Regions from separate parts of the Homo sapiens genome. Here region 2 is linked to region 1. Evidence: chromatin contacts called from ENCODE Hi-C data. All regions are on one chromosome and are shown on one strand. The core of a region is the stretch at or near the end of the contact, and the rest is flanking DNA. Distances in the headings are between cores, read along the strand shown.

What was found. Hi-C counts contacts between places; a loop is a spot of excess contacts on that map. Pooled maps may share reads with other maps.
Region 2: a loop to region 1 is called in a map with no recorded cell type, with 4 times the contacts of the local background. The contact joins the promoter of LINC03112 here to the enhancer-like site in region 1. A Hi-C loop is called at or near these places in 1 of 168 maps with a recorded cell type or tissue (OCI-LY7), 23 of 37 single-sample maps with no recorded cell type and 6 of 50 pooled maps.

Annotation. Positions count from the first base shown.
Region 1 is chrX:2,177,170-2,180,593 of GRCh38, reverse strand. No RefSeq gene overlaps it. Among named protein-coding and RNA genes, the nearest start is that of DHRSX, 320 kb to the left of the region's middle. Within about 2 kb of position 1,538, at least 3 of the 41 ENCODE cell types and tissues checked have a DNase peak (open chromatin) inside an H3K27ac peak, as active enhancers do; they include OCI-LY7, where a contact is called at or near this core.
Region 2 is chrX:2,607,269-2,610,692 of GRCh38, reverse strand. It overlaps LINC03112 (long intergenic non-protein coding RNA 3112), which reads left to right and starts at 1,526. Exons shown (of 2, transcript XR_001755779.3): 1 at 1,526-1,587. It overlaps MIR6089 (microRNA 6089), which reads right to left and starts at 1,502; the gene lies at 1,439-1,502. It also overlaps the pseudogene CD99P1. RefSeq lists an enhancer at 1,631-2,155.

The DNA of each region.
Region 1 (3,424 bases), core at 289-2,788:
AGATAGGCAGACATGATAGATATAGATAGACAGATGATAGATATAGGTAGATGGGCAGACAGATATAGGTAGATAGGCAGGCAGACAGATGATAGATGAGCTACATAGATGATAAGATGGATAGACAGATAATGGAGAGATGATGCATAGATAGATAGATACGTAGATGACGATAGGCAGATAGATATAGATAGGCAGACAGATAAAGGATAGATGGGCTACATAGATGATAGGTGATAGATAATAGATGATGCATAGATAGATGATGGAGAGATATATAGATGATAATAGGCAGATAGACGATAGATCGATAGATACATAGATGATGCATAGAGAGATCATGGATAGATAGCTATGTAGATAGATGATAGAGAAATAGATGGATAGATAGATAATGCATAGCTAGATAGGCAGATACGTAGGTAAATAGATAAATGGATAGACAGGTAGATGATAGATACAGGTGTAAATGCAGGTAGATGTGAGTGTGGATGTGGAATTAGACGTAGGCATACTCGCAGACATGAATATAGCCAGAGAATGTTGAGAGCCAAGAAGAAAGCTGAAGGAAGGTACCGGAGAGAAGCTTCTAGAGAGTGGTGAGAGAAGGTGAGGGAAGGGTTGACCCTGAAGCCAAAGACCCTCTTGATGAGAAGGTGAGGGCCACACGGATATGGGGGTAGTGAGAGGAGAGTATTCCAATCAGAGGGAACAGCACACACAAAGACCCCGAGGCAAGAACTGACGTAGCGATTCCAGGAGCGAGGGAGGGCACTGTGGCCGAATCCAAGAGTCACCCCTGCATGTCAGGGCCTTGGGCTGAATTTCATTCCAGGAGCCGGAGGAGGCGGAGGTGCTGGAGCAGCGGACTGACATTGCCCAGTTTGGACAGGGCATCTAAGCATCTGGGAATTGAGGGTAACACGAGGCATGAACAGTGAGGAAGGAAAGGCAAACTGTTGGGGTGCGGCTGAGAGTAGAGAGACCAGATAAAAAGGAGGGAAGGGCCGGGCGCGGTGGCTTACGCCTGTAATCCCAGCACTTTGGGAGGCCGAGGCGAGTGGATCACAAGGTCAGGATGTAGCAGGACGAGCTGCAGACAAAACCTCTCAGACACCGAGTTGCAGAAGGAAGGGCTTTATTCAGCTGGGAGCATTGGCAAGCTACTGCCTTAAAATCTGAGCTCTCCGAATGCACAATTTCTGTCCCTTTTAAGGGCTCACAACACTAAAGATTTTACATGAAAGGGTCATGATTGATTTGAGCAGGCAAGGGGTACGTGACAGGGGCTGCATGCACCTGTGGTCAGAGAGAAACAGAACGGGCAGGGAGTTTCACAGTGTTCTTCTATACGATGTCTGGAATCTATGAATAACATCGGTTTCTAAGTTATGAGTTGATTTTTAACTACTGGGTTTAGGGCCGGCAGCCCCAGGCCTGGTTTCAGGCCTGGCGCCGGGCTGCCTGTCTTTGGTTTTACTTCCTTGTTGTTTCTTCTTAAAACAGGTGCTGAGTATATAAAACAATATGAGAGGGTCTCTCTCTTCCTTCAAGGAGATCGAGACCATCCTGGCCAACATGGTGAAACCCTGTTTCTACTAAAAATACAAAAATTAGCCAGGCGGGGTGGCAGGTGCCTGTAGTCCTAGCTACTCAGGAGGCTGAGGCAGGAGAATCGCTTGAACCCAGAAGACGAAGGTTGCAGTGAGCTGAGATCGTGCCGCTGCACTCCAGCCTGGTGACAGAGAGAGACTCCATCTCAAAAAAAAAAAAAAGGGAAGTTGGTTGCTTAGGGGAGGGAACAGAAATTGGAGCCCCGTGGCTGAGTCTTTCGACCACCCTGGGGGCATCACGCATTTCTGGAGCCTCCAGGCATTTGATGATGGAGCTATACAGGATGTGTGTGTGTGTGTGTGTGTGTGTGTGTGTGTGTGTGTGTGTGTGTAGCTTCTGACCTCCCTGAAGCTGCAGGGAGTGTCTTACACACAGAGGGGCTTGTAGCCAGCTTGGCATGAGTTCAGATCCCAGTGAGATACATGATAAAATGACCAGCGCAACCTGATACCGTATCAGGTTGGGATGATTTTCTTTTCTTGTTTTCTTTTTTTTTTCTTTTAATTCTACTTTAAGTTCTGGGGTACGTGTGCAGAACGTGCAGGTTTGTTACGTAGGTATGCACGTGCCATGGTGGTTTGCTGCACCCATCAACCCATCATCTACATTAGGTATTTGTCCTAATGCTCTCCCTCCCCTAGCCTCCCACCTCCCCGGCAGGCCCTAGTGTGTGATGTTCCCCTCCCTGTGTCCATGTGTTCTCATTGTTCAACTCCCACTTATAAGTGAGAACATGCAGTGTTTGGTTTTCTCTTCCTGTGTTGGTTTCTGGAGAAGGATGGTTTCCACCTTCATCCATGTCCCTGCAAAGGACATGAACTCATCCTTTTTTATGGCTGCATAGAATTCCATGCTGTGTATGTGCCACATTTTCTTTATCCAGTCTACCATTGATGGGCATTTGGGTTGGTTCCAAAGTCTTTGCTATTGTGAACAGTGCCACAATAAACATACGTGTGCATGTGTCTTTATAGCAGCATGATTTATAATCCTTTGGGTATATACCCAGTAATGGGATGGCTGGGTCAAATGGTCTTTCTGGTTCAACGTCCTTGAGGAATCGCCACACTGTCTTCCACAATGGTTGAACTAGTTAACACTCCCACCAACAGTGTAAAAGCGTTCCTGTTTCTCCACATCCAGGCTGGGAGGATGTTCATTCACAGCTTCCACCTGAAGGACCACGTGGCCTCTCATCAACGATGTGACATCACTAGCCAGAGTTCTCGAAACGGCAACGTGCTTGTGGAGGCGTGCAACGCTGCATGAAGGAACCCACAGATGAGGACCAGTGACCTCATTTGGTAACGTGGACAGAAGGTGGCAATGACTTGAGAGGGAGGGATTCCCTCCACATCGGATAACTGAGGAGCAAAAGATGGAGGAGGAATCCAGCAGTGTAGGATGTCTGCGCCAGAAGGCAGCTTCGGAATCAGCCAGGTCAAGCGACGGTCGACAGGACCACCTAGAGAGAGAAACAAGGTTGAATCATACCTGCTATTTTCCACCTGCCTGACCCTGCACAGGTTATTAAACCACCCCATGCACCAGTTTTCCATTCTGTGCTGGGGTAACAACAAATACCCCTAAGTTATGAGAATAAAATCAGAGCAACTGCTCAAGATTGTGGTTGCCAGCCAGGCGCGGTGGCTCACGCCTGTCATCCCAGCACTTTGGGAGGCAGAGGCAGGTGGCTCACGTGAGGTCAGGAGTTCGAGACCAGCCTGACCAAGTTGGTGAAACCCTGTCTCTACTAAAAACACACAAATTAGTTGAGCGTGTTGGTGCGTGCCTGTAATCCCAGCTACTC
Region 2 (3,424 bases), core at 277-2,776, 430 kb before region 1:
AGACAAGAGAGAGAGGAGAGAGAAGGAGAGAGTGAGGAGATAGAGAGAGGAGAAAGGCGAGAGACAAGAGAGAAGGAGACAGGAGAGAGAGAGATGGGAGAGAGAAAAGAGGAGAGAGAGGAGAGGAGAGAGAGAGGAGAGAGGAGAGGAGAGAGAGACGAGAGAGAAAAGGAGAGAAAGAAGAGGGGGAGAGAGAGAAGAGGGGGAGAGAGAGAAAAGGGGAGAGAGGAGAGAGGTGAGAGAGAGGCGAGAGAAAGAGGAAAGAGGGGAGAGAGAGGGAGAGAGGAGAGTGAGGAGAGAGAAAAGCGAGAGAAAGAAGAGAGAGAAGAGAGAGAGGGAACAGGAGAGAAGAGAGAGAGAGGAGAGGAGAGAGAGAGGAAGAGGGAGAGAAGAGGAGAGAGAGAAAGGAAAGAGAAGAGAGGAGAGACAGAAAGAGAAGAGAGACTGCAGTATCCATAAGATCCATAAGAACGTCACCAGGGTTGGGGGGGAATCGGATGCCACCTCTTCCCCAGGTTCCCCTAAATTTAAGAGTTTGCGATTCTGCAAACTGTAGAAGGAAAATTAAAACTTGGAACCCCAGTTCACTCTGCCAAAATAATTAATAATAATAATAATAAAGCTGGAAGCTGAGTCAGGCAGGAAGCTGTCTTTCCTTCTGTTCCCAAGCAGACAGTGCAATAACTCTCTGTTGACCTTATCTTAGTAAAGTGCCAATTTAGTGAGCGCAAGACAAATACATAATTGACTATTCTACCTGCTGCTTTTCTTTTGCAACAGGTGAATTCGGTAAAATGAGCCTTCCTCCTTCTTTCCCCTCCAGCGTGCTTTCCCCCTTTAAATACCGAAGCTCTCAATAGTATCTTTGGAGAAAGGCATAGACCCGTCTCCCGGGCTCCTTCCTGATCTTCGCCGAATCAACTCAAAAGGATTGGGACTTGTCCCAGATACTTTTTGGTTTACGAAAGAAACGCTGGCTTTTTCCTCTGAAACGGCTCCCACCTGGCCCCAGGAAGAGCGCTGGGGAGAAAGTGGGCGCCTCCTCCGGACCTGGGTCCCCGTGGGCACAGCGCGTCCCGCCGGGCACGGAAGAGGGGCCGGGTGTCCCCGCGGGGCGCCCCGCCCCTGCACCCCACATCCCCAGGCGGATCCCCAGGCCCAGCCCGCGCCACCCCCCGCGTCCTCCCACCCGGATCCCGCCGCTCGCTCACCGGGGCGGCCACCAGACGGCGGAGCAGGCCGAGGAGCCGCAGCGCCAGCACGGCCCCGCGCGCCACGGCGCGCCCAAGGCGAGCAGAGATCGTCCGCGAGTGCAGCGCGCGGGCGAAGGCGGCGGGACGGAACCTCCCCCACGGGCCGGGTGGGGCGGAGCCCGCGGAGGACTCGAAGGGGTTGGGTGAGGGGAGCAGCCCTGCAAACTCAGCCCAGGCTGCGCCTGCCCCGCCCCGCCCCACCCCGGCCTCCACTGGCGCACGGAAGGGGAGGGAACGCCGGGCCCGGGGAGGGGACAGAGGAGGGGGCGGGCGGAGGTGGCTCGGGCCGCGCCGAGGGGACCACGGGACGCCCTCCTTCCCTTCTCAGGAAACTGTGAGTGCCCCCCGCCCACAAGCCCGTCGCCAGGATGCCGCCAACTAGAGCAAAGTGAAACCCCCAACATTCTCGGGAAAGTGCGGGTCCCTCCCTCTCTACAGCCCCTTAAATGCACGCCCCAGGGCGGCCCCTACCTGGAGCCAAGAGAAACCGCTGCCCTTCTTGGAGAGGTGTGGGCCTCTCCGCGCCCGCCCTTGCTGTCCCCTCTCTGTTCCTAACAGGCACCCCCCCCAGGCAGCCCCAACGGGGAGGAAATGAAACTCTTCCTGCTCCTCTGCTCGGAAAACTATGGGGCCCCCTTCCAGCTGCTCACGGGGCGCTCAGGGCGATCCCCAAGGGGTGCAAAGTGCAATCCCCTCCCTGCTTAGAAAGGCGTAGGCCTTGACAGGCAGCCACGGCCCCTGGTCCTTTCTGGAGCGTCCGAGCTGGGGGCGCTCAGTGGTGAAAGATGGCGGGGGTGGGGGGCTTTGAGACACACTGCGGATACCCGCTCTGCGCGGGACCAAGGACGTTCTGCCGCAAGCTCAGAGACAGGGTTGGGAGTGAGGACTTGTGGTCGTGGTTTGGGGTTGGGGGTAAGACCCCTATCTGGGTCGCCTGGCTGAGTCCTGGTCCTTGGCGACTCACCCCAGCAGGCTGCGTCAGGGGCCCTTCGGTAACACTGGTCTTGTGCTGTCTCAGGCCTGCGGGTGACTCCGTCTCTCCCCAGGCCACCTGTGCCCCTGGATCAGACACAGGCAAGGCCAGAGGGGCTGGCCCCGCACCCTGGGGCCCACCTCAGGGGTTTGAGGAATGCAGCAGTCTAACTATGCACTCCACTCCTGGAGGCAGAATCATTTTTCTTTTTTCTTTCTTTTTTTTTTTTTTTTGGTCTTTGCTTCATCCTGAACCTGCCTGGGATAATGACGTGATGGCTGGAGTCCCAGCAGCCAGTTCGAAGCAGGAAGTCTCCTACAGGATAGAAGTTGTCTGTGTGTTGTTTGTTTGTTTATTTGTTTGTTTTGAGATGGAGTCTTGCTCTGTGGCCCAGGCTGGAGTGCAGTGGCACAATCTTGGCTCACTGCAACCTCCGCCTCCCGGGTTCAAGTGATTCTCCTGCCTCAGCCTCCCCAGTACCTGGGATTACAGGCATGCACCACCATGCCAGGCTACTTTTTGTATTTTTAGTAAAGACAGGGTTTCACCTTGTTGGCCAGGCTGGTCTCGAACTCCTGACCTCATGATCCGCCCACCTCGGCCTCCCAAAGTGCTGGGATTACAGGCATGAGCCACCGCACCCGGCCAGAAGTTGTATTCTAAGCATGGCAGAACACGTTGAGCAAAGGTATCAGGGTGGCTGATGATACAGCAGGACGGCTGTGCCAGCCCGACTCACATTCCCAACTTCTTTTACAGGACAAAGGAGTACATTTTTATCTTACCATTTGCTAAAGTTAGGTTTCTATCAGCTTTCTTTAAATCACTTTTATTTCTGGTTTTCATTACCAAGGTCTGAGCCCAACTTAGAGACCTCCCGTGAGGTTCTTGTGGGCAACCAAAGCACTTAAGAGGTGTCAGAGCATCACACACCATGTCTGCTGCACAGACGATCAAATGAAGCTTTTGAAGTCAGTGGATGATGGGTGGATAGATGGGTCTGGGGGTAGGAAGTGGTGGATGGATGAATGAATGGACAGACAGCCATCTGGATGCGTGAATGGATGGATCACTTGCTGGAAGGATGGATAAAGAGATAGATGGCTGGATGAATGAATAAATGGGTGGATGGATGGAAAGATGAGTGGATGATTGGATGGATAGATAGTTGGGTGGATGGATGAATGGATGGATACAT